Regions from separate parts of the Homo sapiens genome. Here region 2 is linked to region 1. Evidence: read pairs that join two places in POLR2A ChIA-PET (ENCODE). Cell type or tissue: GM12878. All regions are shown on one strand. Links, peaks and the distances in the headings refer to the core of each region. The heading gives the core; the rest is flanking DNA.

Region 1 (5,000 bases), core at 1-5,000:
CTGGGACTACAGGCGTGCGCCACCACTCCCGGCAAATTTTTTGTATTTTAGTAGAGACGAGGTTTCACCATTTTGGACACGATGGTCTCTATCTAGGACAGGACCTCAGGTGATGCGCCCACCTCGGCTTCCCAAAGTGCTGGGATTACAGGCGTAAGCTACCGTGCCCAGCCTTGACTCCACATTTGAGGGTCAAAATGGAGACCTGCAATTCAGGGCTATAAGTTTTGGTTAGAGTAGGATAACATGCTGTGAACATTCTTATCTGGGAAGTTGAGTTTGAGGCACGCGGGGGATTGGGTCTTTTTAAGGAAGAGATTATGTTGGTGGATCTCTAAATCTTTTTTTTTTTTTTTTTTTTTTTTTGAGACGGAGTCTCGTTCTGTCGCCCAGGCGGGAGTGCTGTGGCGCGATCTCCGCTCACTGCAAGCTCCGCCTTCCGGGTTCACGCCATTCTGCCTCAGCCTCCCGAGTAGCTGGGACTACAGGCGCCCGCCACTGCGCCCGGCTGATTTTTTGTATTTTTAGTAGAGACGGGGTTTCACCGTGGTCTCGATCTCCTGACCTCGTGATCCGCCCGCCTCGGCCTCCCAAAGTGCTGGGATTACAGGCGTGAGCCACCGCGCCCGGCCTAAATCTTTTGAGAATCCAGAGCTTTTCCTATTTTAAAGGATTCTCTCTCGTCATTCTTTCACTCCTTACCACTATAGAGGTGGTCTTAAAATAGATAACAATGTGGGGCATGAACTATAGTTGAAGAAAAAAGTTGCCTCTCCCACTTGGTTTTCACACAGAATATAAAAGTACTTGCCTATTTAAAGGAATATCTATGTATATATTATATATGATGTATATAACATATATAATACACACATATATAATATGTGATGGATACGTGAAAGTTGTTTTGCCCTTCACTGGCATCCCTAGTCAGTAGTTGCTTGGGAATGACTTCCCACTGCCCTCTCAGCCACTTCCACTTGGCATTTGCTTTCTAGTATTCCCTTGCATCATTGTTGCAGTTCCTCTTGTTACCTGGAGTTTCTTCTTTCAACTCAGTAAAATTTCAAGAGTGGTCTGACAAAAAATCCTAACCATTTTTGCTTCTTAAGTATTGTAAATACTGCATCTCCATCTTCGAGTATGGCAGTTCTCAAACATTTGCTTTTGAGACATTGATGGACCTAAGTTACATGCTTCTGACTCACAGATGTTTGTGATTTCTAAATGACCGCTTCCTTTTTTCCCTACTTAGAGCTTAATTTGAGTGTCAGAGATAACTTTCAATCTTCACTTTCATTAAATGTGGAAGAACTTCGGTACTTTTCAAGTAAATCATCTCAACACTTCACAGCTCTTCATAATATGTGAAGCTTTGTGGAATAAAGTTGTGTGGAACTTGTTATTGCGGTAGATAAATGGTCACTATTGTAGGAAGACTGGAGGAGTACCTATGAATTAGCGAAGGAGTGGATAATCTGGGTTTAAAAAGCCTGTCATAGCAAGCATGAGGAAAGGTGGTTATATGTTACTGTGGATGTAACTTATAGGGTCTCATGCCGTGATATGCTTAGACATGGTGCTCTTACGACATTTTTTCCTGTCAAATCAAATTTTAAAAAGCACCAGTTGAAACAGTTTGTATTTACTCCTGACCGTCATTTAGTAGAAACTAACCAGGAGCTGACTGTAGAAATACCCTCAACGTCACTCTGACTCTGGTCCCTCAAACCTAAGTGGAAAAATGTTCTTTCAATTTCCAGCAGTTTTATCACTTTAACTGCTATCTTCATTTTTGGAAATATGCTACTAGTTAATTTGCATGTTTTATACTGTTAGTTTTTTTTAATTATCTTTAAGCACTTTCATTTAAAAATAGTCATAATGTTTGTCAGTTGTATGTTACGCTTTTTCAGCTCCTCCAGAATTAGTAAGGTATTTTGTTTTGGGTTTTTTTGTGGGGGTGTTGGAGAATGTCAAAATGATGGTGTGAATGCAGTGTTTGCTCCTTGAGTTTTTTGGGGTTTTTTTCCCTCCACGGGAGTTCAAGACTAGAGGATGTTCCTTTTTTTTTTTTTTTTTTTAAATCAAGGAAGCAATATTCCCATCCCTATCCTTATCAGGGCTTACTTGCTTACTGACTTGGAATACTACTTTGGCTTATTTAGAGTAAGCATGGTAACTTGTGAGGTAGTACATAATTTAATTCCCTGACTGGGAAACTTGTGAAATTCTTGATCCCTTGTTCTACTTGACAAATGTGAATACCTGTAGTGTTTGAGATTGTGCTTGTTGGGTTCTTGGACCACCTGAGTTCAAATTACTGATCTAGTAGATTAAAAGTTTTAAATTCAGGACATACTTTTATTTCCATTTGGTTGACTTCTCAAATATGATGTTACTGTGTTAGAGTTGTGAATGTTGAAAAGTAATACATATGAAGAGTAGAAAATGAGCAATTTAAAAATTGATTATGTTTCTGGGAAAGTGATAGTTGTGGCCTGAAAGGAGTTTAGTTTTCTTGTTTCACTGTATCATAGTGAAATTGCCAACTGAACTTTATAAAGAAACAAAATGGAGACTTAATTTCCTAGGGCTGTTGTACTAATGTACCAAAACCTGGGTGGCTTAAAACAATAGAAATTTACTGTCTCACAGTTCTAGAGGTCTAGCAAGGTGTCAGCAGGGCCGTCCTCTGATAGCTCTAGGGGGAGAACCCTTTACACTTTGCCGGAAATTTTCTTTCTTGGCTTATATTAGGTACATCACTCCAGTCACATGGCTGCCTTTTTCCTGTGTCTTCACATTGTCTTCCGGCTGCATCTTTCCAAATGTCCCCTTATTATGAGGACACTAGCCATATTGGATTAGGGCCCTAATGACTTTGTTTTAACTTAATTACCTCTCTAAAGACCCTATCTCAAAATGAAGTCACATTCTGAGGTACTGGGGGTTAGGACTTTAACAAAAAAATTTTGGCAGGGACGCAACTTAGCTCGTAACAGTAGGTTTTACATTTCTTTTGTTAAATTTATTTTCTGATTACCTCTTTAAAAGACTGTTTCCAAATAAGGTCACATTCTCAAGTACCATGGATTAGGATTTCAACCCATAACCCTTACCAAAATATGGGTGGGTTGCAAATAATTTATTCACTATTCTTCCTGGAAGACTTCTTGATAAAACTTGATAATTGCAGATCGATAGAATTAGAGAACTTCAGGCAAGTGGAGTAACATGAGCAAGAATTAGAATTATCCCTTCTTGTTTTTTTTTCTGCTTGACTTAAAAAATAAAAACCTACTGATAATGCTTTAGAAAGATAACATATTTGACTTAATGTGTTTTTTAAAAAAGTGAAACACTGAGCTGATGACTTAATGTCTTTATGAAAAATAAGGTCATAAAACAACTTTGAAAATTCACATTTCTTGAAGTTGATTCAAGCACTGATTAAACATAAAACTTGAGAAATTAAATCTAGTTTAGAGTTTTTCTGTGTAGGTCATAAGGTCACAGCCACAATGAAACATTTTGGGATTTATTTATTTATTTGTTTATTTTGAGACAGGGTCTCACTCTGTTGCCCAGACTTGAGTGCAATAGCATGATCATGGCTTACTGTAGCCATGACCTCCTGGGCTAAAGTGATCTCCCACCTCAGCCTCCTGAGTAGCTGGGACCACAGGCATGTACAATCACACCCGGCTACGTTTTTTTATTTATTTATTTATTTTTATTTTTTGTAGAGATGGGGTTACCCATACTGGTCTGGAGCTCCTGGGCTCAAGTGATCCTCCCACCTTGACTTCCCAAAATGTTGGGATTACAGATGTGAGGCCCGGAGCCCAGCCTCCCCCGCCACCTTTTTTTTTTTCTTTTTTGACAGTCTCCCTCTGTTGCCCAGGTTGGAGTGCAGTGGCGCAATTTCAGCTCACTGCAACCTCCACCTCTGGAGTTCAAGAGATTCTCTTGCCTCTGCCTCCTGAGTAGTGGGATTACAGGTGCGTACCACCACGCCCAGCTAATACTTTGTATTTCTAGTAGAGACGGGGTTTCACCATGTTGGTCAGCCTGGTCTCAAACTCCTGACCTCGTCATCTGCTCTTTTCGGCCTCCCAAAGTACTGAGATTACAGGCGTGAGCCACCGCGCCCGGCCCATTTTTTTTGTTTTAATGGCTAGCAGTGTTCTCTGTAGTGAATATGGAGTAATTATTAAGAATTTATGGCCGGGTGCGGTGCTCACGCTGTAATCCCAGCACTTTGGGAGGTCGAGGTGGGTGGATCACGAGGTCAGGAGATCAAGACCATCCTGGCAAACACGGTGAAACCCCGTCTCTACTAAAAATACAAAAAAAAATTAGCCGGGCATGATGACGGGCACCTGTAGTCCCAGCTACTTCAGGGAGGCTGAGGCAGGAGAATGGTGTGAACCCGGGAGGAGGCGCTTGCAGTGAGCCAAGATCGTGCCACTGCCCTCCAGCCTGGGCGACAGAGTGAGACACCGTCTCAAAAAAAAAAAAAAAGAGAGAGAGAGAATGTATTGGGGTCCAGAGAAGACACTGACATCAGAGGCCATTAAGTATTAAGAATGGTTTTAAAATCTCTAAACTGTAGTGCTATGGATTTTAAGTTTGGCTAGGACATTTGAGCAACTAAAAATGTAGTAAGATACATTTTAGAGAAGCATTTCACTATTCTTTCTTTATTTTCTAGTTGGAAAATGGATATACCTTATTTGATTATGATGTTGGACTGAATGATATAATTCAGCTGCTAGTTCGCCCAGACCCTGATCATCTTCCTGGCACATCTACACAGATTGAGGCTAAACCCTGTTCTAATAGTCCACCTAAAGTAAAGAAAGCTCCGAGGGTAGGACCTTCCAATCAGCCATCTACATCAGCTCGTGCCCGTCTTATTGATCCTGGCTTTGGAATATATAAGGTATGTTGTTTTCTTCAGACTTACTGTTGTGAGAATACAAATAAATTTATTT
Region 2 (7,752 bases), core at 2,076-7,075, 270 kb after region 1:
GACCTCAGGTGATCCACCCGCCTCAGCCTCCCAAAGTGCTGGGATTATAGGCTTGAGCCACCACGCCCAGCCATGGCCTATTATTATTATTATTATTATTATTATTACTATTATTATTATTATTATTATTATTTTGTGACAGAGTCTTGCTCTGTTGCCAGGCTGGAGTGCAGTGGTGCTATCTTGGCTCACTGCAACCTCCACCTCCCAGGTACAAGCGATTCTGCTGCCTCAGCCTTCTGAGTAGCTGGGATTATAGGCGCGCGCCACGACACCCAGCTAATTTTTGTATTTTTAGTAGAGACGAGGTTTCACCATGTTGGCCAGGATGGTCTCAATCTCTTGACCTCATGATCCGCCTGCCTTGGCATCCCAAAGTGCTGAGATTACAGCCATATATTTATTATTATTATTATTATTATTATTATTTTGAGACAGGTTCTTGCTCTGTCACCCAGCCTGGAGTGCAGTGGCATGATCTTGGCTCACTGCAACCTCTGCCTCCTGGGATCAAGCAATTCTCTTGCTTTAGCCTCCCGAGTAGCTGGGATTACAGGCACACAACACCACACCTGCCTAATTCTTCTACGTTTTGTAGAGATGGAGTCTCGCCATGTTGCCCAGCCTGGTCTTGAATTCCTGGCTTCAAGTGATCCTCTAGCCTCAGCCTCCCAAATTGCTGGGATTACAAGGATGAGCCAATGCACCCAGCCTGTGTTTATTCTTTTAAATGATAGTAAAGTACAATAGAGGGAGAGAATTGCAGGTTATATTTTTTGTTTGTTTCTCTGTTTTTTATTTAATGTCTCCCCAGAAACCTCCATAGGTGCTTCACTTTCTAGTTTAGTTCCTGCTAATTTTAATAGCTCAAATGTTACCCTATCAGGGGTGTCAGTGGGAGAGCCCTGCGGAAGTGGAGTTCCCTGAGGAGGAAAGTTTCTACATTCAGAAAAGACTTGGCTTGGGTTTTGTCGGGAGGTAAAAATGGGTCAGTGACTCAGAAAAGCTTGCCTAAAAGCTGACATCTAGTGTTCATTTCTGAAAATATGTCCTGACATACTAACCCTGAGATTTTCTATCCCAAGAACTGTTTTTATTGATTTTATTGTTACGCACCAGATTTCAAGACCATTTGACTACCCAAAGAAACACAACTTAGAAAATAATTATGGTTTTCACTTTGTTTTAATCACAATACATATAATACTGCCAAAACAGGACTTTGGATCAACAGACATAATAGCAATTATTATTATTTTATTTTACTTATTATTATTATTTTTGAGACGGAGTGTCACTCTATTGCCCAAGCTGGAGTGCAGTGGCAGGATCTTGGCTGACTGCAACCTCCGCCTCTCGGGTTCAAGCGATTCTCCTGCCTCAGCCTCCCAGGTAGCTGGGATTACAGGCATGCGCCACCAGGCCTGGCTAAGTTTGTATTTTTAGTAGAGATGGGGTTTCACCATGTTGGCCAGGCTGGTCTCGAACTCCTGACCTCAGGTGATTCACCTGCCTCGGCCTCCCAAAGTGCTGGGATTACAGGCGTGAGCCACTGCACCTGGCCAGCAATTATTTTATTTATTTGAGATAGAATCTCACTTTGTTGCCCAGGTCTGACTTTGCAGTGGCACAAGCATGGCTCACCACAGTCTAGATCTCCTGGGCTCAAGCAGTCCTCCCGCCTCAGCCTCCCTAGTAGCTGATACCATAGGCCTGCACCATCGTGGCCAGCTTTTAAAATTTATTTTTGTAGAGACAGGGTCTCACTGTGCTGCCCAGGCTGGTCTCAAATTCCCAAACTCAAAGGATCGTCCTGCCTCAGCCACCTAAAGTGCTGGGATTACAAGCATGTGCCACCTTGCCTGACTCCAGTTGATTTTTCATTTTTATTTTTATTTTATGTTTTGGGAAGGGTCTTGCTTTGTTGCCCAGGGTGGAGTGCACTTGTGCAATCTCAGCTCCCCGCAGCCTTGACCTCCTGGGCCCGGGCAATCCTCCCACCTCAACCTCCCAAATAGCTGGGACTACAGGTACATGCCACCATGCTGGCTAATTTTTAATTTTCTGTAAAAACAGGAGTCTCACAGCCCAGCATGGTGGCTCACGCCTGTAATCCTAGTACTTTGGGAGGCTAGGGCAGGAGGACCACTTGAGACCAGCCTGGGCAACAGAGTGGGACCCCTCTCTCTTTTTAAAATTATTTTTTATCTTTTTTTTTTTTTTTTTTTTAAACAGGGTCTTGTTCTGTCACCCAGGCTGGAGTGCAGTGGTGTGATCTCAGCTCAGTGCAGCCTCAACTGCCAGGGCTCAAGTGATCCTCCCAACTCAGCCTCCCGCATAGCTGGGACTACAGGTGTGTGCCGCCATGCCTGGCTAATTTTTAATTTTTTTTGTAGGGATGGAGTTTCACCATGTTGCCCAGTCTGGTCTGGAACTCCTGGGCTCAAGCTATCCACCCATCTCAGTCTCCTAAAGTGCTGGGACTACAGGCGTGAGCAACTGCACCTGGCTGATCCATCATTTTTAATAGTGAGATATTTGAAATTTACTCTTCTAGTTATTTTGAAAGAGAAACTATGGCTGGGCATGATGGCTTATGCCTACAATCCCGCGCTTTGGGAGGCCAAGGCGGGTGGATCATCTGAGGTCAGGAGTTCTAGACCAGCCTGGCCAACATAGTGAAACCCCTTCTCTACTAAAAATACAAAAATTAGCCGGGCGTGGTGGCGGGCGCCTGTAATCCCAGCTACTTGGGGGGGCCGAGGCAGGAGAATCGCTTGAAGCTGGGAGGCGGGAGGTTGCAGTGAGCCGAGATCACGCCACTGCACTCCAGCCTGGGTGACAGAGTGAGACTCCATCTCAGAAAAAAAAAAAAAAGAGAAACTACATCGTTATTATTATTTTGTTGTTGTTGTTGGTTTTGGCCAAACTTTTTATTTAGTATGCTGTAGTTGTTTAACACACACTTAAATGGTCTTATTGGGGGAGGGGAAAGGAGAGGTTCCTGCAGATTCCCAAACAAATGTCAGAAAGGCAAAATAGCCAGCATTCTCCATTTGCTTTTTTGGGTTTACTGGGTGAATAGCACTTCCCTTACATAGGCATCTGATTTCAGGTTTTTCATACTGAGAACATTGAGATTTCAGCTGGAAGACACCCTGAAATCTTCTGAGTAGCATACCTCAACCACCCTCTAATAACTGACTTGTTTGTATAGGCAGAACGATTCATCTCTCCATTTTAGATGGCTAGATAAAACTACATCATTATTGATTATAGTCACTCTATTGTGCAGTAAATCTCAAAGCCTTCTATCTGAAATTTTGCACCCTTTGATTAACAATTCCCCATTCTCCTCGTCTCCACTCTCCCCAGCCTCTGGTAGCCATCATTCTACTATCTGCTGCTATGAATTTGACATGTTTGGATTCCACATATAAGTGAGATCATGTAGTATTTGTCTTTCTATACCTGGCTTATTTCACTTAGCATAATGTTTTCCAGATTCATCCATCTTGTCACAAATGATGGTATTTACCTACATTTTTGTTTTTGGAGACAGGGTCTCACTTTGTTGTCCAGGTTGGAGTGCAGTGGTACAAACACAGCTCACTGCAACCTCAACCTTGACCAGGCTCAAGTGATCCTCTCACCTCAGCCCCCCAAGTAGCTGGGACTACAGGCGTGAACCACCACACCCTGCTAATTTTTTTTTGTTTTTGATACGGAGCCTCACTCTGTCACCAGGATGGAGTACAGTGGTGCCATCTTGTCTCACTGCAACCTCTGCCTCCCAGGTTCAAGCAATTCTCCTGCCTCAGCCTCCTGAGTAGCTGGGATTACAGGTGCACACCACCACGGTCAGCTAATTTTTGTATTTTTAGTAGAGACAGGGTTTAACCATGTTGGCCAGGATGGTCTCAATCTCTTGCCCTCGTGATCCTCCCGCCTCAGCCTCCCAAAGTGCTGGGATTACAGGCATGAACCACCGTGCCCGGCCTGGACTTTTTTCTTTTTTTTGAGACAGGGTCTCACTATGTTGCTCAGGCTGGAGTGCAGTGGCGCAGTCTCAGCTCACCGCAACCTCTGCCTCCCAGGTTCAAGCGATTCTCCTGTTTCAGTCTCCCAAGAAGCTTGGGATTACAGGTGCCTGCCACCATGCCCAGTTAATTTTTGTATTTTTAGTAGAGACAGGGTTTCACCACATTGGCCAGGCTGGTCTTGAACTCCTGACCTCAGGTGATCTGCCTGCCTCAGCCTTCCAAAGTGCTGGGATTACATGCTTGAGCCAACGCGCCTAGCCAAAAAGGACTTCTATAGGAAGGACAAATAGGTTTCTCTAAAAAAGACAAATGTGTTTTTAGAAGAACAAATGGGAGACATGCAAACATTATCACAAACCAAACTTTCTTATATAGGTGTGAGTGGTCTTTTTCAGGTTCATAAAACTGCCAGAGAGGGGATTTATGGTAGGTTTATTCTGGGTCTCTCCCCTGGGAGTAGAAGCCACCCCAAACAGGAAATTTATGTCCGTCCTCATTTCTCAGAAGTTTCTACTTTTAATCAAATAAGGGAAGTCCCAAGGAAGCTTCTTTCTGCATCTGTTCCATCTCAAATGTCTTCAGCTTAAAATAATCTTTATACTAACTCCAGTGTTCTGAGTGGGACCCCACAATTGTATATTTAATCACCTTGTGAAACTTGACAAGTATTTAACCCAACATTTTCTGATTTGGAATATTTTAGAGAATGTGATTCATTAATAAATCATTTATCAAAAAAAGAGATCATTGGTTTGACAGTGCTGGGCTTACAGGCATGGGCCACCATGCCCGGCCAGCAGTATGTATTTTAGTTGACTGGCAAACAGACAATTGTTCCCTTTTTTCCTTTTTTAAATTTCAAGCCTTGTCACTGTGTCATAAGACAATTGTTCATGATGTCATAAATGTAATTTTTACTTCAATAAACTATAATACACTTGTAACATTCCAGGCTCTTTTTATTGTGTGTGTGTGTGTGTGTTCTTTTTTAAATTTTTAATTATTGGCTGGGCACAGTGTCTCATGCCTGTAATCCTAGCACTTTGGGACGCCAAAGCAGGTGAATCACTTGAGGTCAGGAGTTCAAGACCAGCCTGGGCAACATGGTGAAACCGCGTCTCTACTAAAAATACAAAAATTAGCTGGGTGTGGTGACACACATTTGTAATTGCAGCTACTCAGGAGGCTGAGGAATGAGAATCACTTGAACCCGGGAGATGGAGGTTTCAGTGAGCCGAAATCGCACCAGTGCACACCGGTCTAGGTGACAGAATGAGAATCTGTCTCAAAATAAAAAAAAATGGTTTTCAGGCCTTTCTTTTTTTTGTTAGAGACAGGATTTCACTCTGTCTCCCAGACTGGAGTGCAGTGACACAATCATAGTTCACTGCAGCCTTGAGCTGTTGGGCTCAGGGAATCCTGCCTCAGCCTCTTGAGTGGCTGGGACTACAAGCATGCCACGATGCCTAGCTATTTTTATTTATTTTTTATTTTTATTTATTTATTTTTGAAACAGAGTCTTGCTTTGTCACCCAGGCTGGAATGCAGTGGTGCGATCTGGCTCACTGCAACCTCCGCCTCCTGGGTTCAAGCAATTCTCCTGCCTCAGCCTCCTGAGTAGCTGGGACTACAGGCGTGCACCACCACACCCAGCTAATTTTTGTATTTTTAGTAGAAACGGGGTTTCACCATGTTAGCCAGGCTGGTCTCGAACTCTTGACCTCAGGTAATCCATCTGCCTCGGCCTCCCAAATTGCTGGGATTACAGGCGGTAGTCACCATGTCTGGCCAATTTTTAAAAAGATTTTACAGAGACAGAGTCTTGCTATGTTGCCCAGGCTGGTCTTGAACTCCTGGCCTCAAGCGATCCTCCCACCTGGGCCTCCCAAAATCCTGGGATTATGGGCATGACCCACCCCAACCATCCTGGTTTTTAGGCCTTTGTAACTAAATAATTTATTCACTCAAGTGACAACTCTCTGCTTCCATAGCAAAATACAAAGATTTATGAAAGATTTTTCCAGATAAAATCATTTAACTTTAGGCCAGGCGTGATGGCCCATGCTGTAATCCCAGCACTTTGAGAGGCTGAGTGGGTCAATCACATGAGGTCAGGAGTTCGAGACCAGCCTGGCCAACATGGTGAGACTCTGTCTCATTGTTCCTTAGAAATCCAAGAGTAGGCTGAGCGTGGTGGTTCAGGCCTGTAATCCCATAACTTTGGGAGGCCGAGGTGGGTGGATCACCTTGGGTCAGAAGTTCGAGACCAGCCTGGTCAACATGGTGAAATCCCGTCTCTACTAAAAGTACAAAAATTAGCAGGGCATGGTGGTGGGTGCCTGTAATCCCAGCTATTCAGGAGGCTGAGGCAGGAGAATCGATTAAACCTGGGAGGCGGAGGTTGCAGTGAGCCGAGATCATGCCATCGTACTCCAGCCTGGGTGACAAGAGTGAAACTCCATCTCAAAAAAAACAAAAAACAAAAAAAATTAAGAGGAGCTTCTGTTACAATAACTGTTTTAGTCAAAAAATCAGGTGAAAACAGAACTCAGTCAACTGAGAAGCAAAAAAAAGACAAGGTCTCAGGAGAGAAAAACAAACAAAAAACAAAAACACAAAGGCCTTTCAAATACGAACATGCACACATGCACACATACACACACACATCTTGGATGTTAACTTTTTAATTAAGCTGACTTTTAACCATTAAGCTCATTTTTAAAAAAATTTTTTTATCTTTTTTTTTTTGAGACGGAGTCTCTCTCTGTCGCCCAGGCTGGAGTGCAATGGTGTGATCTTGGCTTACTGCAACCTCTGCCTTCCGTGTTCAAGTAATTCTCCTGCCTCAGCCTCCTGAGTAGCTGGGATTACAGGCACGCACCACCACGCCCGGCTAATTTTTTTATTTTTCGTAGTGACAGGGTTTCACCATGTTAGGCTGGTCTTGAACTCCAGACCTCGTGATCCACTTGCCTCAGCCTCCCCACCTGCTGGGATTACAGGTGTGAGCCACTGTGCCCAGCCTTTTTAAAATCTTATTACCATATTTCAGCTAAGACAAAATGCTGTTATTTCAGAAATACAGGCATTGCTCTTTCAGTTTGGTCTGGCTGGCAAAAAGGTGGCCTTGTTATGTAAATAGAGCCCCTTTAGTAGTTAAAATTTAAAATCTTTTCTTTTCTCTTATATTTTCCCTCTTGTTGGCTGTTTTCCTCCCACTTCAGAGGCCTTGTTCCCAGTAATTTAGGGTTCCCCTTCTGATTTGACCAAGACAGAAACAAAACAGTTAAGCACAACTATTTCTGAGCGCCCTAAGTGTAAGCAGAAGTTAACACCAGCTGGTTGTTCATGCTAATTTTAGTCATTTAAAAGAATTTGCAAGACAGAATCCCAAACCAGTTTCTTACCTAGTGACGGGGCCAAGCCGGAGATCGCTCTCCACTGATGCAGAAGCAGATGAATTCGCCTTCCTTGGTGGAAGCGAATGGAAAAACTCCCACAAAAAGGGAGTTTTGTTTTTTTTAAAAAAAACAGCAAATAAACCTCAGACCCCCAGCTGAAAAATGCTGGAAGATCAGAGATTCTCGGAGGAAAGAGGTCCTGGACTTTGGCAAATTGTCTTGTCGGTTTGGGCTGTAAGGTGTCCAAGCCAACACCAAGCACCAAGAGGCGAACTGCTGCAGGCTGGGCCACTTTCATCTAGGATCCC

The links. ChIA-PET counts read pairs that join two places held together with the same protein. Peaks named below come from ENCODE experiments on the same cell type or tissue, not always from the same donor. Only the 100,000 strongest peaks of a DNase experiment are listed, where the experiment ranks them.
Region 2: POLR2A ChIA-PET joins it to region 1 with 6 read pairs; 15 of 35 experiments call an interaction of 5 or more read pairs at or near these places.

The regions. Positions count from the first base shown.
Region 1 is chr9:6,416,195-6,421,194 of GRCh38, forward strand. It overlaps UHRF2 (ubiquitin like with PHD and ring finger domains 2), which reads left to right. Exons shown (of 16, transcript NM_152896.3): 2 at 4,718-4,948. Among named protein-coding and RNA genes, the nearest start is that of UHRF2, 5.5 kb to the left of the region's middle. In GM12878, for the core only: no CTCF peak of the experiment used is centred there; DNase peaks (open chromatin) are centred at 1,243, 1,487, 1,635 and 2,776; H3K4me3 peaks cover 2,853 bases; H3K27ac peaks cover 2,036 bases.
Region 2 is chr9:6,685,598-6,693,349 of GRCh38, forward strand. No RefSeq gene overlaps it. Among named protein-coding and RNA genes, the nearest start is that of LINC02851, 15 kb to the right of the region's middle. RefSeq lists an enhancer at 5,863-6,473. In GM12878, for the core only: no CTCF peak of the experiment used is centred there; a DNase peak (open chromatin) is centred at 4,471; H3K4me3 peaks cover 878 bases; H3K27ac peaks cover 2,397 bases.